3 separate regions of the Homo sapiens genome follow, and all the other regions are linked to region 3. Evidence: chromatin loops called from intact Hi-C (ENCODE). Cell type or tissue: heart left ventricle. All regions are shown on one strand.

Evidence for each region. Peaks named below come from ENCODE experiments on the same cell type or tissue, not always from the same donor. Only the 100,000 strongest peaks of a DNase experiment are listed, where the experiment ranks them.
Region 1: it touches region 3 in a loop (2.7-fold over the local background); 37 of 110 quality-filtered maps call a loop at or near these places.
Region 2: it touches region 3 in a loop (2.0-fold over the local background); 31 of 110 quality-filtered maps call a loop at or near these places.

Annotation. Positions count from the first base shown.
Region 1 is chr9:131,368,556-131,376,555 of GRCh38, forward strand. It overlaps a transcript of PRRC2B not described here. Among named protein-coding and RNA genes, the nearest start is that of PRRC2B, 22 kb to the right of the region's middle. RefSeq lists enhancers at 4,267-4,788, 4,789-5,312, 4,805-4,924. In heart left ventricle, no CTCF peak of the experiment used is centred here; DNase peaks (open chromatin) are centred at 4,232 and 4,926; H3K4me3 peaks cover 1,948 bases; H3K27ac peaks cover 1,457 bases.
Region 2 is chr9:131,403,279-131,411,278 of GRCh38, forward strand. The region is part of intron 1 of PRRC2B (proline rich coiled-coil 2B); the gene reads left to right. Among named protein-coding and RNA genes, the nearest start is that of PRRC2B, 13 kb to the left of the region's middle. RefSeq lists a silencer at 4,464-4,583 and an enhancer at 5,587-6,087. In heart left ventricle, a CTCF peak has its summit at 4,797; no DNase peak of the experiment used is centred here; H3K4me3 peaks cover 3,602 bases; H3K27ac peaks cover 5,197 bases.
Region 3 is chr9:131,474,277-131,482,276 of GRCh38, forward strand. It overlaps PRRC2B (proline rich coiled-coil 2B), which reads left to right. Exons shown (of 32, transcript NM_013318.4): 16 at 178-2,259; 17 at 3,468-3,673; 18 at 4,198-4,343; 19 at 4,976-5,117; 20 at 7,450-7,532. Among named protein-coding and RNA genes, the nearest start is that of SNORD62A, 7.4 kb to the right of the region's middle. RefSeq lists a silencer at 4,086-4,380. In heart left ventricle, CTCF peaks have their summits at 1,860 (motif pointing left), 2,705, 4,295 (motif pointing left) and 4,498; DNase peaks (open chromatin) are centred at 1,903, 2,585 and 4,295; H3K27ac peaks cover 1,908 bases.

The DNA of each region.
Region 1 (8,000 bases), 110 kb before region 3:
AAGAATTGTCGGGCAAGGTGGCTCACACCTGTAATCCCAACACTTTGGGAGGCTGAGGTGGGCAGATCATGAGGTCAAGAGATTGAGACCATCCTGGCCAACATGGTGAAACCCCGTGTCTCCTAAAAATACAAAAATTATCCGGGTGTAGTGGCATGCACCTGTAATCCCAGCTACTTGGGAGGCTGAGGCAGGAGAATTGCATGAAGCGGGAGGCAGAGGTTGCAGTGAGCTGATATCATGCCATTGCACTCCAGCCCGGTGACAGAGCGAGACTCCGTCTCAAAAATGAATAAATAAATAAATAAAGAGAGCAATGGGGCTTTTGGGAGATGATTAAGTCACGAGAGGTGGATACCATGTAAGGACACAGCCAAAGGACAGCTGTCTCTGAGCCAGGAAGCAGGCCCTCACCAGACAATGAATCTACCAGCACCTTGCTCGTGGAACTTCCCAGCCTCCAGAACTGTGAGAAATACATTTCTGTTGTTTGTAAGCCACTCATTTTATGACATTTTGTTATAGCGGTCCAGACATGCTAAGACAGGTTATAAATACTAACAATAGTGCTAAGCTATTAAGAAAAGGTTGGGCCAGGCGTGGTGGCTCACGCCTGTAATCCCAGCACTTTGGGAGGCCCAGGCGGGCGGATCATGAGGTCAGGAGATTGAGACCATCCTGGCTAACATGGTGAAACCCCATCTCTACTAAAAATACAAAAAATTAGCCGGGTGCGGTGGCAGGCGCCAGTAGTCCCAGCTACTCAGAGACTGAGGCAGGAGAATGGCGTGAACCCAGGAGCGGAGCTTGCAGTGAGCCAAGATAGTGCCACTGCACTCCGGCCTAGGTGAAAGAGCGAGACTCTGTCTCAAAAAAAAAGAAAAGTTTAACTATGTCCAAGATCCTCTATTTAACAGGACAAAGATAGTTTGTTTTTTTTTTTTTTTAGACGGAGTTCCGCTCTTTTTGCCCAGGCTGGAATACAATGGCACGATCTCCACTCACTACAAGCTCTTCCTCCCGGGTTCAAGCAATTCTCCAGCCTCAGCCTCCTGAGTAGCTGGGATTACAAGTGCCCGCCACCACGTCCAGCTAATTTTTGTATTTTTAGTCAAGATGGGGTTTCACCATGTTGGCCAGGCTGGTCTCGAACTCCTGACCTCAGGTGATCCTCCCGCCTCAGCCTCCCAAAGTGCTGGGATTACAGGCATGAGCCACTGCACCTGGCCAATGGATCCATTTCAAAAATCTCTTAATAAATTTTACAAAAACTCACCATGGTGTAAATGTGCCATCATTCTTTGCCTGGCCAAGTTCCTGTGTGTCACCTTGGTGAGGTGCTGCAGCACAACAGAAAGCAGAAGGTCTGTGATAAGCTGCATAGGGGTTCACATCCTGGCTCAGTCAGTTACTCGCTGGGAAAATTACTTCTCTAGTCCTCAGTTTCCTCATTTATTATTATTATTATTATTATTTTGAGATGGAGTCTCGCTCTGTCACTCAGGCTGGAGTGCAATGGTGTGATGATCTTGGCTCACTGCAACCTCCACTTCCCAGGTTCAATAGATTCTCCTGCCTCAGCCTCCCAAGTCACAGGGATTACAGGCACGTGCCACCACGCCCAGCTAATTTTTTGTATTTTTAGTAGAGACGGGGTTTTACCGTGTTAGCCAGGATGGTCTCGATCTCCTGACCTTGTGATCCGCCCACCTCAGCTTCCCAAAGTGCTGGGATTACAGGTGTGAGCCACTGCACCTGGCCAGTTTCCTCATTTCTTAAGTGGGGCAATAAGGCCGGGCACAGTGGCTCATGCCTGTAATCCTAACACTTTGGGAGGCCGAGGCAGATGGATCACTTGAGGTCAGGAGTTCAAGACCAGCCTTGCCAACATGGTGAAACCTTGCCTCTACTAAAAATGCAAAAATTAGCCAGGCATGGTGGCAGACGCCTGTAATCCCTGCTATTCAGGAGGCTGAGGCAAGAGAATCACTGGAACCTGGGCGGCGGAGGTTGCAGTGAGCCGAGATCGCACCACTGCACTCCAGCCTGGGCAACAGTGAGACCCTGTCTCAAAAAAATAAATAAATAAATAAAAATAAAATAAAGTGGGGTAATAATAGTACCTGCTGCAGAGGGTTGTCGTAAGGATTTAATGAATTGATGCATGTAAAGCACCTGCACAGGGCTAGGACGTGAAGTCAGAGTGCACTGGCTGTTTGTGTAGTATGAGTTACTATTCATGTTTCAGCATGCATGCCCCTTACTGGTTCTGAAGAACACAATGGTCTTTGGTTACCAAGATACAAGTAAACAATTGAAGATTACTTTTGGGTGTTCCTACACTGATGAACAATCCTGTGTGTTTTTATCTCCCTAGATAATTTTAATGATCTGGAATGCTCTTAATGACCTAATTTGGGGCTGGGCATTCATACCTATAATCCCAGCACTTTGGGAGGCTGAGGTGGGAGGATTGCTTGAGCTTAGGAGTTTGAGACCAGCCTAGGCAACATAGTGAGATCCCAGTCTCTACAAAATATGCTTTTTTTTCCTTTTTTTTTTTTTGAGACAGAGTCTCTCTCTGTCGCCTAGGCTGGACTGCAGTGGCGCGATCTCGGCTCACTGCAAGCTCCGCCTCCTGGGTTCACGCCCTTCTCCTGCCTCAGCCTCCTGAGTAGCTGGGACTACAGGCACCTGCCACCATGCCCAGCTAATTTTTTCTATTTTTAGTAGAGACGGGGTTTCACCGTGTTAGCCAGGATGGTCTCAATCTCCTGACCTCGTGATCCGCCTGCCTCGGCCTCCCAAAGTGCTGGGATTACAGGCCTGAGCCACCGTGCCCGGCCTACAAATTTTTTTTTTTTTAATTAGCCTGGCATTGCAGTGTATGCCTGTAGTCCCTGCTACTCAGGAGGCTGAGATGGAAGGATCTCTTGAGCCTGGGAGGTTGAGGCTGCAGTGAGCTGTTAATTGTACCACTGCACTCCGGCCTGGGAGAGAGTGAGGCTATGTCTCAAAAAAAAAAAAATCTGACTTGGGAGTATTTTCTTTCTTTCTTTTTTTTGAGACAAGAAATCTCGCTCTGTCACCTAGGCTGGAGTGCACTGACGCGATCTCGGCTCACCGCAACCTCCGCCTCCCAGGTTCAAGCGATTCTCCTGCCTCAGCCTTCTGAGTAGCTGGGATTACAGGTACATGCCACCACGCCTGGCTAATTTTTGTATTTTTAGTAGAGACGAGGTTTCACCATGTTGGTCAGGCTGGTCTCGAACTCCTGACCTAGTGATTCGCCCGCCTTGGCCTCCCAAAGTGCTAGGATTACAGGCATGAGCCACCGCGCCCGGCCGGGAGTATTTTCAAAACAACTCTAAAGCAGAATGCTGTTCAAGTCACCTAATTTCTGCCTCATATGGTGTCTCTTTATATGCATAAGCCTCACTATTTCCCTAGGTCCCTTGGAGATATTATCACGAAGGTGACTGACTGATGGACTTCATCTTTTGGTATCATTATATACTTCCGGTGGCATGTTACCCTTGTTCAGCAAGCCCAAGGGGCACTGCGTGCAGGGATTTTCACTAGACAGGATCGTGTCAGCTTATTAAATATAATAAACAAGTGGCATCAGAAGTAAGATCTACCATTATCCTTTCCTGTTTTTCTGATAACATGGAAATTTTGCATGTTTTCAGGCTGTTGCCATTCTTGCCACTGCCTAGCTTTATCACACCAGAAAGTACAGCGTGACTGAGAATTCATATAAACCTTCCAAAAATCTTCTCTCAGAAAATGAACCGGATCTCTCCTGGGCCTCATACACCTCACAGATAACAAATCTTCATCCAAAAAAACGTTTAGCTTTTTGTTGTGATGAATTTCTTGCGAGTCTTCCATTTAACTTCTTTAACAACTTCACGATGATCTTTGCAGATAAGCTCATTCCCACAGAGGTTCCTTCTCCTACAGAGAATTATGTCGAGGACAGGGAGTTTTTGGTTTTGTTCTTTTTCCCCCACCGATAAAAAACTACAGAAATGAGAGGCCATGCACCAATTTCTGCTGGTCACAGTTCTGGATCCTTCTCCTTTGACCAAATGTCCTCAATTCCCCCACTTGGCTCTGGAGATGGGTTTGTAACCGAGAGACCTCGCTGTCAGCAATTAGCTTCCCCCTCACCCCGCCAGACGGAGTCTCGCTCTGTCGCCCAGACTGGAGTGCAGTGGTGCAATCTCGGCTCACCGCAACCTCCGCCTCCCGGATTCAAGCAATTCTCCTGCCTCAGCCTCCTGAGTAGCTGGGTTTACAGGCGTGCACCACCATGCCCGGCTAATTTTTATATTTTTAGTAGAGACGAGGCTTCACCAGGTAGGCCAGGCTGGTCTCGAAGTCCTGACCTCGTGATCCACCGGCCTCGGCCTCCCAAAGTGTTGGGTTACAGGCGTGAGCCACCGCGCCCGGCCTTTAGCAATTAGCTTTTTGATTTTTTTCTTCCGGTTCCTTTGCTCATAAATCTCTACAAGCGGATCACTGCTCTGCCGCAGAAGCGCCACCTGCCACGACAGACTCAAGTTTGTGTGCTGCCGCTGATGGGTTGTGTCCATTTGCTTTCGGAGAAGGCTCCAAGTCTAGGTTCCGAATTCGGTTGCAAGCTGGGGACCTTACTGGGGGGTTACACAGACCACGGCGTCTGACTTCCTCTCAATCTCACGAGCCAAAGCTCCTGTCAGCATCTTGGACAGTCTTTCCCGGGGCAGCGGCCACCACCCCGCTTCGGCTGGCCCTCCGCCCTCGAGCCGGACTGTCGCTGCACTGGACCGCCTCGCACTACCCAACACACGCAGCACGGCTGCCGGCGCCGGGACCCTGCGGGAGTCAACTGCTAGCATCTCAGCCCAGCTGGCGTGAAAGTTCGTCAAAACCCATGGCGGTATCTCGGCCAATCGGAGCTGGCCAATGGATGAGAGGCAGCTATTTCATTCAATCACGTCCTTCCGACATCCCGCAGCTCTCCCAATCGCAAAACGATGCAGCCAAAGTCGCTCCCGGAAGATGCGCGGAAGGCGGGGAATAGGGAAGGGGTGTGGCCACAGGCCCCGCCTTCCGCTCTGGGCCGCCGCGATTCTGGGCGTGCGTGAGGGAGGGTGGGTGCTGAAGGCGGAGGCAGCACCCACGCCAGGTGAGCCGTCGTTTCTTTGCGTGGATCTTTTAGGATCGCTCGTCTAGGCCGGGCGTGGTGGCTCACGCCTGTAATCCCAGCACTTTGGGAGGCCGAGGCGGGCGGATCACAAGGTCAGGAGATCGAGACCATCCTGGCTAACACGGTGAAACCCCGTCTCTACTAAAAATACAAAAGATTAGCAGGGCGCGGTGGCGGGCGCCTGTAGTCCCAGCTACTCCGGAGGCTAAGGCAGGAGAATGGCGTGAACCCGGGAGGCGGAGCTTGCAGTGAGCCGAGATTGCGCCACTGCACTCCAGCCTGGGCGACAGAGCGAGACTCCGTCTCAAAAAAAAAAAAAAAAAAATCGCTCGTCTACAAAGAAAAGGTAACGTTTGAGGTAATGGATATTTCAGTCACCCTGATTCGTTCATTACACATTGTATGCATGTATCAAAATAACACATATACCCCCCAAATAAGACCTATATCAATTTTAAAAATACCAAAGAAAATCACTCGTCCATACTGTGAGTTAGTGTGGTTAAAACTAAACACACTGTGGCTGGGTGCGGTGGCGCCCAGCGGAGACTCTGTCTCAAAATAAATAAATAAATAAATAAAAACTAAACACACTGCACTGATTCACTTATCCAAGAGTTGCAGGTGACGCCTTCTGTTTATGTTTATCTGTATTCTAAAAAAAGAAAAAAGTCAGAATGATATTAAATTTTGCTAACATGTATTACACAGATTGAACGCCACTCGGCATCAGTCTGTATAATGCATATTGTAAAGTTTAACCTCGCTCTTTTTTTTTTTATTTTTATTTTGAGACAGAGTCTCACTCCATCCCTCAGGCTGGAGTGCAGTGGTGTGATCTTGGCTCACTGCAACCTCTGCCGCCTGGGTTCAAGTGATTCTCCTGCCTCAGCCTCCTGAGTAGTTTGGGATTATAGGCATGCACCACCACGTCCAGCTAATTTTTGTATTTTTAGTAGAGACGGGGTTTCTCCATGTTGGCCAGTCTGGTCTCGAACTCCTGACCTCAGGTGATCTGCCCATGTTGGCCTTCCAAAGTGCTGGAATTACAGGCGTGAGCCACCATGCCCAGCCGATTTTTTTTTTAAGATAACAGATAAATGTAAATAGAAGGATCATATTTCCCACACACATCCCAGGGGACCAGCTTGCACCCTCCCCAGGGTACCACTGCCTCTCTTAGGAGACTCTGCCCCACAACACTTCACTTCATTGTTTGTAGAGAGGCAGAAGCTGGGCAATTAATGTGTAGGTAGACTGGAGACAGACTACCCAGGTTTGAGTCCTGTCCCTTCCATACATGTGCTGAGTGACTTCAAGTCACATAACTTCTCTGTGCAATTTCCTCATCTTCAAAATAAGGGCACTGGCCGGGTGCTGTGGCTCACGCCTGTAATCCCAGCACTTTGGGAGGCCGAAGCGGGTGGATCACGACGTCAGGAGTTGGAGATCAGCCTGACCAACATAGTGAAACCCCGTCTCTACTAAAAATAAAAATTAGCCGGGCATGGTGGTGCATACCTGTAATCCCAGCTACTCGGGAGGCTAAGGCAGGAGAATTGCTTGAATCCGGGAGGCGGAGGTTGCAGTGAGCCGAGATTGCGTCACAGCACTCCAGCCTGGGTGACAGAGCAAGACTCTGTCTCAAAAAAAATAAAAAAAATAAAAAAATAAGGGCATTAACAGTAGCTGTCTAGCAGGGTTTTTGTGAGGATTGAATGAGTTATTATGAAGGTGCTTAGAATAATGCCTAATCCATAATCTGCACTTAATAAATGATGCTGTTGAGGGAATGGGTGTTGTCTCAGAGCAGGTAGGAGCTCGCCATGTTATCTGTCCTTATTTCATTGTCTGCCACAGGCTTTGGGGTCAGAAGGCTCTTGTTCCACATTGGTTCTCCAAGCATGCACATTTTACCTTATAAAATTTACTTAAACTTTCTGAGACTCAGTTTCCTCCTCTGTAAATGAGAACTGATGTTAAGGATGAAATTCGGCTGGGCGCGGTGGCTCAGGTCTGTAATCCCAGCACTTAGGGCAGCCTAGGTGGGCGGATCACCTGAGGTGTTCAAGACCAGCCTGAGGTCAGGAGTTCAAGACCAGCCTGGCCATTGTGATGAAACCCTGTCTCTACTAAAAATACAGAAATTAGCCGGGCATGGTGGCGATTGCCTGTAATCCCAGCTACTTGGGAGGCTGAGGCAGGAGAATCACTTGAACCCAGGAGGCGGAGGTTGCGGTGAGCTGAGATCTCGCCACTGCACTCTAGCCTGAGCAACAGAGTGAGACTGTCTCAAAAAAAAAAAAAAAAAAAAGGCCGGGCATGGTGGCTCACGTCTGTAATCCCAGCACTTTGGAAGGCTGAGGCAGGTGGATCATCACCTGAGGTCAGGCGTTCAAGACCAGCCTGACCAACATGGTGAAACCCCGTCTCTACTAAAAATACAAAAAAATTAGCCAGGTATGGTGGCGCGCGTCTGTAATCCCAGCTAATCGGGAGGCTGAGGCAGGAGAATTGCTTGAACCTGGGTGGTGGAGGTTGCAGTGAGCGGAGATCGCGCCAATGCACTCCAGCCTGGGTGACAGAGTGAGACTCCATCTCAAAAAAAAAAAAAAAGGATGAAATGATAACATGCATGTAGCATGCTTAGCATGGTGCCAGACATGTAGTAGAGTCTCAGTAAACAGTAGCTGTGACAGAGACTACTGGGTGTTCAGCAATCCTCATTTACTTTTCCTCCAGGGCACACCACTGGACTACAATTCCCAGCCCCCTGTGTAGTTAGATGGGGCCATAAGACAGG
Region 2 (8,000 bases), 71 kb before region 3:
TTTTCTGGTTTTTTGTTTGTTTGTTTGTTTTTGGTAAAATGTTAATTGCAGAAGTATACAGGTTATTTTATTTATTTATTTATTTTTTTTTGAGGTGGAGTCTTGCTCTGTTGCCCAGGCCGGAGTGCAGTGGCATGATCTCGGCTCACTGCAACCTCCACCTCCCAGGTTCAAGCAATTCCCCTGCCTCAGCCTCTTGAGTAGCTGGGAGTACAGGTGCATCCCGCCACGCCTGGCTAATTTTTTTTTGTATTTTAGTAGAGATGGGGTTTCGCCTTGTTGCCCAGGCTGGTCGCAAACTCCTGAGCTCAGGCCATCTGTCCACCTCAGCCTCCCAAAATGCTAGAATTACAGGCGTGAGCCACTGCGCCTGGCCCATACTTTAAAAAAAAAAAAAAAAACAAAATTAAAAGCCAAGTGTTTGAAGAGAAATGAAAGCTTTTCCCCAATGTCCCAGGCAGTAACCATTATTGATAAATTTGCTTTGTTTATCCTTCTAGGCTCAGTGCACGTATAAATATGGCCTCATGTAGGGAGGTTTTTTAAAAAACAAAAATGGGATATACTATATTGTATTGCAACTTGGCATTTTCAAAATATCACAGTATTTTTCCATACGTATTTTTAAGCGTAACTTCTCTTATTTTTATTTTCAGTAATACTTTTTTTTTCTTCCTTAGGGATGTGGGGGTGGGTCTCGCTATGTTGACCAAGCTTGTCTTGAACTCCTGGCCTCAAGCTGTCTTCCCATCTTGGCCTCTGAAAGTGCTAGGATTACAGGTGTAAGCCACCACACCCAGCCATTTTTCCATATTCATGTGAACAGACCTGCCACACTAAGTGTTTTAAAAATAATGTTAGGTTTCTAAAAAATATACAGGTGTGTAAAAGAAGAAAAAATCGTTTATAATCCCATGGTTTAGATATTCCCAGTTGACTTTTTTTTTTTTTTTTTTTGGTGGTGGGGACAGAGTTTTGCTTGTTGCCCAGGAAGGCAATGGCGTGATCTTGGCTCACTGCAACCTCCGCCTCCTGGGTTCAAGCAATTCTTCTGCCTCAGCCTCCCTAGTAGCTGGGATTACAGGCATCCGCCACCATGCCTAGTTGATTTTTTTGTATTTTTAATAAAGACGAGATTTCACTATGTTGGCCAGGCTGGTCTCGAACTCTTGACCTCAGGCGAGCCACCCGCCTCAGCCTCCCAAAGTGCTGGGATTACAGGCGTGAGCCACTGCACCCGGCCCCCAGTTGACTTTTTAAAAAGAAAATTCAAGTTGCTCAGGGAGGTATAAAGGCTCTTCCCCACTCTCTCTGAAAAAAAAACCAGTGTGAGGAAGTTCTTGGGATTCCTCCCAGAAAAAAACCCACATTATCCACATGCACGTTTGTATTCTTCAAGCATGCTGCTGCCCTTTCACGTGATAAAATGTCTCAGCGTGCTCCCTGACAGCTACGCAGACGGATTATGTTATCTATTTTAGCAACTGCAGAGAATATTTTGTGGGTATACTTGATTTAACCTCTGTCTCCTACTGGTGGACATTTGGGCTATTTGTAGTTTTGGAATATTACACAATTTTGGTCAAACTGTACCAGATTTGTTTTCAAAAACATACAATTTGTATGTAAGCATGTAAGTGTGAGAATGTGGTTCTGCAGTGTGGACTCTTCAACTGAATAGCTTTTTGGTAAGAATTCTGCCAGATTTCTCTTCAGAAAACTTTGTATCAGCTTATATGTGTGAGCGTATGTTTCTGGACTATGGGCTTTTCTAAATGAACAGGCTTTTTGGATTGTTTTGGGTGTGCACATTTTCCAATCAAAAGCTACTGTTTGCGGCTTTCTGTGGTGAGCGTAGGGTCTGATGTTTTGGTGAGCTTGGGCAGACAGCGATCAGACACAGCAGCTCCGTTCACAGTGCAGAAGCGGCCACTGGAGGAGTTGCTCTGGGTGTCTTGTTAGGTGAAGGCCACTGTGGGAGCTGGAAGGAGGCGATAGACACAGCCAGGTCTAAGGTTGATTTTCTGTATCAAGTAAAATGATTGTCCTTGCTGCCTGTTTTCTTCCAACTGTTATACACTGGAGCCTGGTGCATAAAATTCAGAGACGGCCTCCATTTTAAGTTTTCTCATAGCCCCGTCTTTCACAGTCCTTGGTGGTTTTGTTGCTGTTAATATTCATTGCTGTTGGCGCTTTTGCAGCTCCTGATAGTGGCTGTTGTGCATATCTCACTTCTCGACTCAACCTCTTGGCGTCACTTGCCACCCCTCCTGCCCCCCACTTTGGTTTAGTTCTTCCAGGAGATCACACCATTGGTTGAAGTGACTGCAGAAATGAAGCACTGGAATGCCTGGGTGGTGGTGTTTCATCAGGCTAGGCTGGCGGGGATTTGTGCTCTGGCAAGAGGAGGTGCGGTTTGGAATTACACTGCTCTGGCTCCTGGGGGGGTTATTGTTAGCTGGAATTCAGAGAGAGCTCGCTGGGAGAGTTGGGAATGCCATGCCCCCTCTTCCTGGTGGAGAGTAGCTCTCCCTTGCAGGCACAGTGCAGCACCCCACACTGGAAGCCCTGCTTTGGGGTCAGCTGCCTTCAAGTCCAGGTTCTACCACTTAGAAGCTGGGTGACCTGGGGCCAGCTTTTAAATCTTTTTGAATCTCCATTCTCTTCCTCTGCAAAATGTGATAGTAACACCTTCATAGGACCTGGGAAAGGATTCAGAGGGTCATGTGCTGCAGAGTTGATAGGGCACCTGGCACAAGACAGCAGGCTCTCCATAGACCGCAGCTATTAATGGTTCCTGGATTCAGCCCTCCCCGGGGGCCCGGGGGTTTGGAGCAGGCAGGCTTTTGTACACTTGGGGCTTGTTTGTTACCTAGGTGTTGGGGTTTCTAATTATGTGCTCAGCACTGTGCTACATGCTAAAGATTTGGACCCGTAGCGCATTGCCCTCACCTCCTGGAGCTCAGTCACCTTAACTAGCAAGGGCCTCCCATGGGCAGGTGCATCAGGGCTCTTCTGTACATCTCTCCACAATGAACACCACTGCGGATGTCTGTTCCCACGAGCAAGGGCGTTTGATAGCTGGCAGCTGCCCTGTGTCTAGTCTGTTGTGTTGTGTTCTTGGGGAGTTTCAGGTAAATGTCTTGGAAGGAATGAAGGTAGGCATGTTAAGGCAGTTTGTGGGTTCTGGCTGCAAGGGAGACTGCAGCTGGGCCAGCAACAGCCCTGACTTGACCTCAGGCCGACAGGAGTGTTCCTTTCAGCCACTTAGACCTACCTGCTATGAGGTCTTGAACAAATCATGTCTTTTGCTCCTTTAAGTCTCAGTTTTCTTATCTGCCCCAAATGGATACGGAACCTGTCTCACAGCATTGCTGCAAAGATTGGCGTAATTTCTGGGATGCAGTGTTAGTGCAGTGTAGGAAACCTAGTCAACTTGGAACAGTATATGGTGTTGATACTATGTTGCTCAGTTCACCGAGATCTTAAAAACAATGTAACAGTTACAATACAGGCGTGTCACAGTTACAATACAGCCTTGCTACAAACATCAAGCTCCAGAAGTGTATAGAGTAGAAAGTGAAAGTCATTCCTTCTTCCCTGCTGTTTCTTTATAATATCAAGAGAGGACTGCTGTCTTAACCAGTTGTTTTTAACTAAGGGGACTGTTTTAACTGTGCATATGAATTCTAAACCTGAAGTGACCACTGGAAGGTGGGAGGTGTGACTGTTTATAGGTAGACCTTAATATAAGCAAAGACATCTCATATGGCTCCTTAGTGTGGTCTCTTCAGCTTTTTGAGGGGAGAAAAGGCCATTGTAATTCTTTGCACACCCTGGATGAATCATAATGTTGTATTGGTAAAGTTCAGCAGTGGCATAGACTGGGTTTAATTAACAAGTGCTGCTTCCAAAGATCCCACAGCTTTACAATTTGCTGTTGACATGGTTGGAGGGTGGGGGAAGGGGAAAGGTGGGCATGCCCTTAGGGTAATGGGGCAGTGCAATACGGTTTTTTAGACGCTTCGGGGAGATGGTGGGTGGGGGAGGAGAGTTGTGAGTATAGAGTTTTGGGTGAGGTGAGGAGTCTGTGGGTAAGGTGTTTATAACGTGTGTAGTGTATTTGGAGTGAGGGTGCATGCTCCCTTTTCCCACCGTTCTGAAGTCACAGCTTGGCGTACCTGGGAATGCCCTTGGCGTAGTAATCCCTGGCCCTTATTTTGGATCTGTCCTTTATTCCTTTGTTACTTTAGAACTGGCTTCGCCGGCGATTGTCCTGGGTTTCCTCTAGTGTCTGAGGCTTGGAGGAGAAGTCATGCACGGCTTCTGGGGTCCAGTCCTTTGGCCTTTGCTGGAGATTATTTATACCAACCCAGCCCTTTTAGCTCCCACTTCAGTATTTTTGGATTTATTTATTTTCATCAAAGAGAAAGTTCCTTTGTCTCGGCTGAGTTGATGAACGTCTCTATAGCAGCAAACACCCGAGGGCGTGTGGCCCAGTTCTGAGAAGCTGTGGTAGAGTGAGGAGGGCACTGTGTGACCCTGGTTCTCACTTCACCTCTGAGCCTCTGTTCCCTTATCTGCAAATAGGGGGTGATAGTAAGGACAGCCACCTTAGTGGCGGTTAGGAGGATGCTCTCTGCAGCTGTAATGTTTATTCGGGCAGCCCGATGGAGTATTTCCTCACCGGGGTAACGGGAGGCATTGCATCCAGGTTGGAGTGGTTGCTGAGGAGTCCTTCGGTGCTTCTGGTGATAGTCATTGTTGGCCCTAATCCGCCTCCTGCAGCTGAACTGTGGGAGTGCCACAGCTAGAGGGGGTGGGAAGAAGAGGATGGGGTTGTTGTAAGTAGGCTGTGTTCTCTGCCTGTCTGGGCATTTGCTGCCGAAGGGCGTCTGACTCCCATGTAATTTACCTAATGAGAGGTCTCGGGCCTTGCTGGTTACTCTGTGCGGGGTTACAGGTCTCAACTCTTTTCTTTCTATGGACACAAACGAAAAATGTGCTTTGCAGAGATGCCAGGTTGTAAAGAAATATTGGCCCCAGCATGTAAAGATACATGTACTGGAGTGTTGGTTGTGGCATTATTTGTGGTGGGACATGTTCAGTTGGACATTTCCGTAGGGAAATGGGTAAATAAAATACGATGCCACTGTATAGTGGAATGCTGTGTAGGCATTAAAAAGAATGAGGTAGATCACTATGTGTATTTTTATCTTTTAATTTTTAAGTCTGAACTAAACAGAACTTATGTATATTTTTAGAAAGATGACCATGTATAGAAAGAGAAGAACCCAGGTTGAATAATACAGTAGCTTCCTGCATTTGTAGAGAAGACCATGACTGCTAATATGAATGTGTATAAGCCTGGAGGCTGTCCACCAGTTTGTTAACACTGTTTACCTTTTGAGTTGGATTGTTTTCTTGTGCACACATTAGTATCTTTTTTTTTTTTTTGAGACAGAGTTTTACTCTTGTTGCCCGGGCTGGAGTGCAAATGATATGATCTCGGCTCACTGCAGCCTCCGCCTCCTGGGTTGAAGTGATTCTCCTGCCTCAGCCTTCCGAGTAGCTGGGATTACAGGCATGTGCCACCACACCCAGCTAATTTTGTGTTTTCAGTAGAGACGAGGTTTCTCCATGTTGGTCAGGCTGGTCTCAAACTCCCAACCTCAGGTGATCCACCCCCCTCGGCCTCCCAAAGTGCTGGGATTACAGGCATGAGTCACTGCGCTCAGCCACTTTTTTTTTTTTTTTTCCTGAGATGGAGTTTTGCTCTTGTCGCCCAGGCTGGAGTGCAATGGCGCGATCTTGTCTCACTGCAACCTCCACCTCCTGAGTTCAAGCGATTCTCTTGCCTCAGCCTCCCAAGTAACTGAGATTACAGGCATGTGCCACGACGCCCGGCTAATTTTGTATTTTTAATAGAGATGGGGTTTCTCCATGTTGGTCAGGCTGGTCTCGAACTCCCGACCTCAGGTGATCTGCCCGTCTTGGCCTCCCAAAATGCTGGGATTACAGACGTGAGCCACCGCACCTTACAGGTGCCTGCCACCACGCCTGGCTAATTTTTGTATTTTTAGTAGAGACGGGATTTCACCATGTTGGTTGGCCAGGCTGGTCTCGAACGCCTGACCCCAGGTGATCTGCCCATCTCGGCCTCCCAAAGTGCTGGGATTATAGGTGTGAGCCACTGCTCCCTGGCCACATTAGTATCTTTTGAATTTGTCTTACTGAATGTGTATTAGTAACATGTATTGGTTACAAAGATAATAACAAAGGTAACTCGCATGCATTTCAGTACAGTGGAGCCTGTGGGGGCCGGGCTGGGCTGGGGCAGCTGCTGTGTTGGTGGCTCTTTTCCTGGTGCCAGATCAAACTTACCGTGAGGTAAGAGCTGCTCCAGGCTTCGTATTCCACGCAGACCCATCCAGTGCACCCTGGCTCCTGGTATTGGGCCCCAGTGGTTACTGTGAATTTAACTAGTTCAATCGTCTGTCTCTGTTGATGTGTCAGTGGCCCTCAGAAACTGCTTTGTTTATCTGGTTAGAAGGAACAATCCAATACAAATGCTGTCTCCGATTTCTCTTCTCTACTAAATCAGATTGTACAATAAAGAACATAGATTTTGGTTGCATTTGCAGAGTACTTCTCATTTGTTAATTCACCATTATTTGGAGGTGGAAAAGGAAGGAGTAACTGAAAGAAGCCCATGTATTTCATGTATTTCTTTTATTTGCCAGGTCCTTGTTAAATTTTGACGCCAGAGAGGGAGGCCTTTGTATAGCACATCTGTCCAACTGTTCATCACTCACCATATGTTGAAATCATCTTCTTCCCCACCCCCCTTGCTAAATTAACCGCATCTTCAAAGCGGGAGGTAGGCAGGAACTTGGAGACCGCATATGGGCTTTCCAGCCAGAGTCCTCTTCAGGCTTCAGCCCAAGCCTGCCTGCCTGTGAGCTAGATGAGGAGAGGGGCTCCAGGCAGACCCTGTGGGTGAGGAGCCCAGAGCTGGTGCAGACTCTGGGGGTGTGGGATGCTGTATTAGAGTAAAGATAACAGTGCCAGCGCCAGTTCACACCCCACCGCAGGCCAGGCCTGCACTTCACATTCACCTCAGGTCCCCAGGGGTGCTGGCAGGGCCAGGGAGTACCGTGGGCAGGTGGGGCCATTCTCTGGGGCCCACCGCATGGGCCTCCCAATCATGGCAGCAGGCGTCGTTCTTCCAGTGCCCAACACTGCCCAAGTAAGTCTGGATGTCACATCACCCCGGGTTCAGGTTCAGATTTTTTAGACTCACTAACTGGATGATAGTGACCTTGAACTAGTTATTTAACCTTGCGGAGCCTTCATGTCTATAAAATGGAAGTACTAATACCCTTCTCTGAGTGGTTTATCTATTTTGTTTCTTCGTTCAAGGAACTAATTTTATTCATTTTTTCTTTTCTTTTTTTCCTTGTGGACCTCACCTGACTGGAGGAGCTCCTATTCTTAAATGCAATTTTATGCAGATGTATTTATTACACTCCCTAGCTCTCTTTAGGCTTTTTCTTCATTGTTTCTGCTTTCCCTTACATTTGCTTGCATTGGTTTTTTTCTGATTTCTTAACTTGGATGCTTAATTTATATTTCATTTTTTTTCGTTAGGAATTTGGTTTTTAGGATATTTCCTCTGAGTACAGATTTATTTTTGCTTTGAAAGTTTTCTTACGGCCAGTAATCCCAGCACTCTGGGAGGCCGAGGAGGGCGGATCACCTAAGATCAAGAGTTGGAGACCAGCCTGGCCAACATGGTGAAACCCCATCTCTACTAAAAATAAAAAGAATTAGCTGGGGGTGGTGGCAGGCACCTGTAATCCCAGCTACTTGGGAGGCTGAGGCAGGAGAATCGCCTGAACCCGGGAGGTGGAGATTGCAGTGAGCCGAGATCACGCCACTGTACTCCAGCCTGGGTGACAGAGCGAGACTGTGTCGGCAGGGGAAGAAAGCTTTGTTAT
Region 3 (8,000 bases):
TGATGCTTATGTTTTTTTTTGGTTGTTGTTTTTTGTTTTGTTTTTCTAGCTTTCTTTTTAAAAAGTGTTTTAGTTTTTGTTTTTGTTTTTTCTTTTTAAAACTAAGCTCTGTGTTCAGCATGGAAACCAGGAACCAGGCTCCAATCGCATTGACTGATTTTTCTGGTTCCTTTTCAGGAATGAAAGCTCTTTCTCTGCCTCACTCGGAAGGGCAGGGGGCGTAAGTGCTCAGCGCGATCTCTTTGAGGAGAGAGGGGAGGAGTACTTGAGTGCTTTTGACAAGAAGGCCCAAGCAGACTTTGACAGCTGTATCTCTTCTCAAAGAATAGGCCAGGAGCTTTTGTTTCCACCCCAAGAAAATGTTCAGGATGCAGGTGCTCCTGGGGGTCACACCCAAAACCTCAGGTGTTCCCCATTGGAGCCTGACTTTGTCCCAGATGAGAAAAAGCCAGAGTGTGGCAGTTGGGATGTTAGCCACCAGCCAGAGACCGCTGACACAGCCCATGGTGTTGAGCGGGAGACACCCCGGGAGGGGACGGCCTTTAACATCTCCTCCTGGGACAAGAACGGGAGCCCCAACAAACAGCCATCCTCGGAGCCTGAATGGACTCCCGAGCCCCGGAGCTCCAGCAGCCAGCACCCGGAGCAGACGGGCAGGACCCGGAGGTCGGGACCCATCAAGAAACCAGTCCTGAAAGCCCTCAAGGTGGAAGACAAGGAGAAGGAGCTTGAGAAGATTAAGCAGGAGCTAGGGGAGGAGAGTACCCGGCTGGCCAAGGAGAAGGAGCAGAGCCCCACGGCAGAAAAGGATGAGGACGAAGAGAACGATGCCTCTCTGGCCAACTCCTCCACCACCACTTTGGAGGACAAAGGCCCTGGCCATGCCACTTTTGGCCGCGAGGCCACCAAATTTGAAGAGGAGGAGAAACCTGACAAGGCCTGGGAAGCCAGACCCCCACGAGAGTCCAGCGATGTTCCCCCCATGAAGAGAAATAACTGGATCTTTATTGATGAGGAGCAAGCCTTTGGGGTCAGAGGACAGGCCCGGGGCCGGGGCCGTGGTTTCAGAGAGTTCACTTTTCGTGGTCGGCCTGCTGGCGGAAATGGGAGCGGCCTCTGTGGTGGGGGGGTCCTGGGGGCCCGCAGCATCTACTGCAGCAGTCAGCGCAGCGGCCGTGGCCGGGGCCTGCGAGAGTTTGCGCGGCCAGAGGACTGCCCCAGAGCCAAGCCCCGACGGAGAGTTGCCAGTGAGACCCATAGCGAGGGCTCAGAGTATGAAGAACTTCCCAAGCGCCGCCGGCAGAGGGGCTCCGAGAACGGGAATGAAGGCTCGCTCCTGGAGAGGGAGGAGAGCACCTTGAAGAAGGGCGACTGCAGAGATTCTTGGCGGTCCAACAAGGGGTGCTCTGAGGACCACAGCGGTCTAGATGCCAAGAGCCGAGGCCCTCGGGCCTTTGGGCGAGCCCTCCCTCCCCGGCTGAGCAATTGCGGGTATGGACGGAGAACCTTCGTCTCCAAAGAGTCACCCCACTGGCAGAGCAAAAGTCCAGGCAGCTCTTGGCAGGAATATGGCCCTTCCGACACATGCGGATCCCGGCGACCTACAGACAGAGACTATGTCCCAGATTCCTACAGACACCCTGACGCATTTGGTGGCCGGGGCTTTGAGGACAGCCGCGCGGAGGACAAGAGATCCTTCTTCCAAGATGAACACGTGGCAGATTCTGAAAATGCAGAGAACCGGCCCTTCAGGAGAAGGCGCCCCCCACGCCAAGATAAGCCCCCTCGATTCCGGCGCCTCCGGCAAGAGCGGGAGTCCCTGGGCCTGTGGGGACCCGAGGAGGAGCCCCACCTGCTGGCAGGTCAGTGGCCAGGCAGGCCCAAACTGTGTTCTGGGGACAAGAGTGGCACTGTGGGCCGCAGGTCCCCTGAGCTCTCCTACCAGAACTCCTCCGATCACGCCAATGAGGAGTGGGAGACGGCCTCCGAAAGCAGCGACTTCAGCGAGCGGCGGGAGCGGCGGGAAGGCCCTGGGTCCGAGCCCGACTCCCAGGTGGATGGTGGCCTGTCGGGGGCTAGTTTGGGTGAGAAGAAGGAGCTGGCCAAGAGGAGCTTCTCCAGTCAGAGACCCGTGGTTGACAGACAGAGCCGAAAGCTGGAGCCGGGAGGGTTTGGGGAGAAGCCCGTTAGGCCAGGTGGTGGTGACACCTCCCCTCGCTATGAGAGCCAACAGAATGGGACGCCTTTGAAAGTGAAAAGGTAAAACCAGACACCATCTGGGCCCTTTTTGTTGTTGTGTTCTGTTCTCAGCAGCACTGAGTTCACGCATGCATGCCGATGCCGCCGTGTGTCGGGGCTGGGGGCCTGCCCCCAGGCCGTCTGTGCGCGTCTCCATTGCCTGCCCCCACATTGCCTGTCTGCTTCTCGTGGTGGTGTTATTGTGGCTAGAGCTCCCACCCCCACCCCCACCCCAGTGGTGCTCTTGAGGCCACTGTCCAGCACCTGACCTGAGAGTCCAGTCATGTGTCCCTGGAGCCCCGCCGAGGGGCCGCTGCAGCGAGGAACGTTGCCTGTGCACAGTGCCAGGTGCCGGTCAGTCCACCAGAGTCCTCTGCTCCGGAGTTGCTGCCAGGCGGCGTCCTAGGGGGCATCGCTGGCCTCGTGGCTGCATGGAAGTGGCTCTTCCTAGATGGTTCTGCTTCTCCACTGTGAGGAGACGTGGCCCCACGGTGGGGTTGCCACCTCAGCATGGCAGGAGCCCAGCAAACGCAGAGGGGAGCAGGCTGCACATGGTCTGGCGAGCACCTCTTCCACAGCCAGAGGCATTCGGGTGATGACCTCTGCTCAGGGACCAGGAGAGGGTCCCCTGCACAGTCTGGGTTGACTGACTGCACTTGGCTTGTGCCTCGGACAGGGAGGTGCAGGGGCTGCTGAGGCCTTCCCTGTCCTCAGCATACTGAGGAAGATGGCTTCACACCTCCACTCTCCTTAGAATTCAAGGCAGAGAAACTCCCAGAGAAGGAGCCACAGGGAACACCGACTCTTTCAGGTGGCATCTAATCCAGCTTTCCAGGCGCCAGAGGCTGACCCTTGGCTTCACCTCAGTTTTCTGCCCCAAGGGCCCTCCGGCAGGGCAGTCCTGGAGAGGAGCAGAAATGCTGGCGTCTCCATTCTGAGCATATTCCCCTTGTCTCTCTCCCCCCTACACTCTGAACATAGCATGTGGGAGAGCCCTGGGGAGCCACTTTCCCCAGGAGCAGGCAGAGCCGGTGGGGGCAGCCTTACACGTATGTTTGCACACGGACATGGATGCACTGTGGCCAGCCTGCCGCTCCTCCCCACCCGAGGAGTCAGCTAGAGGAAGTGGGCCTAGATCAGGGTGCCGGGCTTGTGTGCAGGCTGTGTGCACGTGCGGTGTTTTCCCTCCTTCCCCAGCTCTGGTTAACAAGATCCTCTTTCCCTTACAGATCCCCAGACGAGGCCTTGCCTGGAGGTCTTAGTGGCTGCAGCAGTGGGAGTGGCCACTCCCCCTATGCCCTGGAGCGGGCAGCCCATGCCAGTGCTGACCTTCCCGAAGCCTCCAGTAAAAAGGCAGAGAAGGAGGCCAAGTTGGCTGCTCCGAGGGCAGGTGAACAGGGAGAGGCCATGAAACAGTTTGACCTGAACTATGGAAGTAAGTCATCCTCATATCTTCAGGGGAAAGAACTCAGGCAGAACCAGGGGCCATGCAGTCCTCGGGCCTCCCGAGTTTGCCCTTGCACTGAGTACCTTAGCTTTCGGAACAGCTCGGCCAGGCCCTGGGCTGGGTTCTGGGGCTGTAGAGGTGAGCAGAGTAGGTAGGATTCCCACCGAGTGTTGCTCACAGCCCGTTGAATCCCCGTGACACCCTGCAGCTTCCGGGCTTTAAAGAGAGGAAGCCTGGGGCCCAGAGACGTTCGGTGGTGTGTCCGAGGTCACACACAGCTGTAGGAGCAGAGCTGGGGTTTAAGCTCTTTGCGTGTTCTCTCAGTTGTGCCCTTGGGCCTCTTTGGTTTGGGGTAACAATGTGTTAGATCAGAGGCGGCCTGAGAAAAGTGCGGAAGTCCTGTCCAGGTTTCTGTCGAGCCTGATGCTAGATCTCAGGCGCCTGTTGAATTGGGTTGTTCTTGTCTCCTGGTGAGTGGAAAGACTGTTCCTTCTCGTGAAATCTTGGTTCAGGTGCCATCATTGAAAATTGCGGGTCCAGCCCCGGGGAGGAGAGTGAGGTGGGTTCTATGGTGGGCGAAGGCTTCATCGAAGTCCTGACCAAGAAGCAGCGCCGCCTGCTGGAGGAAGAGAGAAGAAAGAAGGAGCAGGCCGTGCAGGTGAGGGGCGGAGGGTGGGGGGGCATGGGGCTGGAGGGCAGGCTGGCAGATGCCCAGGAAACCCAGAGCCAGAGGGTAAGGGAGTTCTCGGTCAAGCTCAAGGTGGCAGAGAGGAAGAAAGGAGTATTTAGCAAGCACACATTGTCTCCCCGTTCCTGCTATTACCAAGGCCCTTCTATCAATGTAGGAATAGGTGGTGGCATCACTGTTATGCAGTGGAAGAAACCGAGTCTTGAAGAGGGTGACTTCTCTAGGGTGATAACAGTGGAAACTTGTCCAAGGCAAGATGCAGACCTCCGTCACCTCCCAGCTTCTCCTTCCTCCCCACTCCTCATTCCTGAGTGGAATGAGATTTGTCTCCCTCAAGTCAAGTGGATCGTGAACGCTATACTAAAATGGAGTCAGGGCTGGACCTGCACACAGATTACAGTCCGTTGGCCTTTCAGGTCTTTCTTGGGGGGTGCTTTGCTTGGCATCGCAGTTCTGCTTGAGGTTTTGGGAGACGAGCGTTCCACACATCTCTGGAGCATTTTCAGGTGGTGTGATTTTTGGTACCTGGGATACTTATCCTGGGGAGAATTTGTCAGTCTTGGTGCCTTTGGCTAGACTACAGCATCCTTTCTTCCCCTCAGGTGCCTGTCAAAGGTCGAGGCCTTTCCTCCCGTATTCCTCCTCGATTTGCAAAAAAGCAGAACAACTTATGTCTGGAGCAAGGTGACGTGACCGTGCCTGGCAGCAGCCTGGGCACTGAGATCTGGGAGAGCAGCAGCCAGGGTGAGAGTTGGGGGTGTGACCCCAGCTGTGGCACCCAAGGTCACATCACACACTGGGTTTGCTTCTGGGGAGGATCCTGCTTTTGAGCTACGAATATAGATGGAATACAGATGGAGTACCTGTTTGCTGTGTTCCGCTGCTGAGCTAGTCGCTGAATGCCGTCTGAGTGATTTGCTGCTGCAACCCCCAAACGGATACACAATTTTCCTTGCCTAAAATTGGTAGAAGAGCAGAGCATTCATTAGTCTGGTGATCTGGAAAAGGATGGCCCCTTGGGCTTAGATCACACAGTAGTGGGAATGGCCTTCTTTGTTGGTCGTCGTTTTCTCCCACTAACTTATGGAAGAGAAGCAAATGACAGATAGACCAGCCGCAAGAGTTCAGGAGCTCTCTTCTGTGCTGTGCACCCTTTTCTTAACATGGGGAAGGCTCTGGAAACCCCTCCCTGAATGCTCTTCTGGAAAGGCAAACTGAGACCAGAAGACGGTATACGTTACTTCTTAGAACATTTGTTGCCCTGAAAACTTTTTTTTTTTAATTCTATATCAAATGTAATTTTTCTGGGAATTTTTCCTTATAAAATAGAAAACTATTTTCATAGAATAGGTTCTTCTTGAGGTTTAGGTGAGGCAGGGCCCTGCGCTGTTAGCCCAGAGCATGCATAGATGAATAAAAACATGGACATTCGATATTTCACAGCTCAGGCCCATGAGGGGAGCTTGGAGAGGTCACCTAGTGCCAGCTCATTTTTCTGCAAAGCAGCTGAAGCTTCTAGAGGGAAGGGACTTGACTCAGGGACTCCAGGGTCATAGGACAAGCACCCGAGACACTGAGTTCTGGGCCTTGATTCTTTCACTGTTTCCACATAGCTTGTCCTCATGTGCTCGGTGAAAACTTTGGTTCTTGCAAACTACAAAATAACATTCAACATGCCCAGCTTTGATGGAAAGGAAGCACAACCATTTGATAAAACATCAATAACACTACATTTGGTAGTGGCTGAGTGACAGGTGTCATAGTATTGGTGTCCAAAAATGCCCAGGTGCCAGATTGGTTGAGCTGCCAGGTGTGAATCAGATGTGACTCTCAGGTGTGAGTCATCATCCCCTTTTGTCAGATCTTTTACTCCAGAATTCTGCAGGGGCTCATTGGTTTCTCAGACCAGGGGTTGTGTCCAAGGGATGGCTTCAGAGAGCCCTTGGATATTAAAATAGCATGTGAAAGGATTTTTTTTTTTTTTAAAGATGGGGTCTCACTATGTTGCCCAGGCTGGACTTGAACCCCTGGGTTCAAGCAATCCTTCTGCCTCAGCCTCCTGAGTAGCTGGGATTGCAGATATGTGCCCCCACCCCCTGCTAGCATGTCAACTTTTGCATGCATATCTATTTTTCTGGGCTCCGGATCCATGGCCATTCAAAAAGTGGTCTGTGAGCTTAAAAATTTTTAGTAATACCCGCTGGGATCTTTCAAAGACTCTGTAGAAGCCACCAACTTTGGCCAGGAGTGGTGGCTCACACCTATAATCCCAGCAGTTTGGGAGGCCAAGGCTTGAAGATCACTTGAGATCAGGAGTTCAAGACCAGCAACAGAGTGAGACCCTGTCTCTATTGTTTAAAAAAAAAAGAAGGCCAGGCCTGGTGGCTCACGTCTGTAATCCCACCACTTTGGGAGGCTGAGGCAGGCAGATCACCAGGTCAGGAGATCGAGACCATCCTGGCTAACATGGTGAAACCCCGTCGCTCCTAAAAATACAACAACAACAAAAAATTAGCCGGGCGTGGTGGCGGGCACCTATAGTCCCAGCTATTCGGGAGGCTGAGGCAGGAGAATGGCGTGAACCCGGGAGGCAGAGCTTGGCAGTGAGTGGAGATCGCGCCACTGCACTCCAGCCTGGGCGACAGAGCAAGACTCCGTCTCCAAAAAAAAAAAAAAAAAAAAAGAAAGATATATTTTTTAATGTAAAAAAAGAGAAGCTACCAACTTTTAGAAATAGTATAAGTGAAAAGAAGCATGAGCATAGCGGAAATAACGACAGAGAATCCAGATTGGCAGGAGTGAGGGCTCTGCCCTGCTCACTCTCTCCTGTAATCCATGAGATGTTGAGAAACACGTTGGGTGAGGATGTGGAAAGTTGGGTAAGGCTGTCAGACCAGCTCTTCCACGTCAGAGCCGTTCACTGGGTGTCACGGGTAGGGGGCTGGGGTGGCGGGTGCAGGGGAGGCAGGGGAGTTGGATTTCTGCAAGCTGTGCCTGTGCTTGTTCTTTAAGAGCTCATAAACTCTCTAGACGGGTTGCTCTTTGATGCCCTGACTCTGTCTTCCTCCCCTGGCAGCTCTCCCTGTGCAGGCCCCAGCCAACGACTCCTGGAGGAAAGCTGTCACTGCCTTCAGCAGCACCGAGACTGGCTCTGCGGAGGTGAGTGTGGCCGCTGCCCACATGCTGCCCCTGGGATGAGTGTGTGAGTGTGTGCTCACCATCCACACGGCCAGCTTGCTGTGGCCCACCCAAGCCCCTGCCACAGCAGCTGAGCTTGGAATTAGGTTGTTTCCATGGGGCCAAGCTCATCAGTGGTTTTCCATCTTGATTTCTGGCCTGTGCATGGGGCGTGCATGAGCAGGAGAAAGAGAAAAGGGGTAACAAGGGAGGACCCAACGCTGGGTGGGAAGAGGGATTCAGGGCCTCCTCTGAACTGGTGTCAGCAGCCACGTAGTCTGGTTTGGGTCACAAGTGAGATGGGTTTGGCAGCCTCGGTCTGGGGCCCATAGAAGATCCTGTGGTCACGAGCTCTATCGGGGTTGGTGTGTTTGGCCACACGTAAGTTGTCAGGCATCCTCAGCAGGGCAGGATCAAGATCAGGACCAGACTTGGCAAGGGACAGGCAGC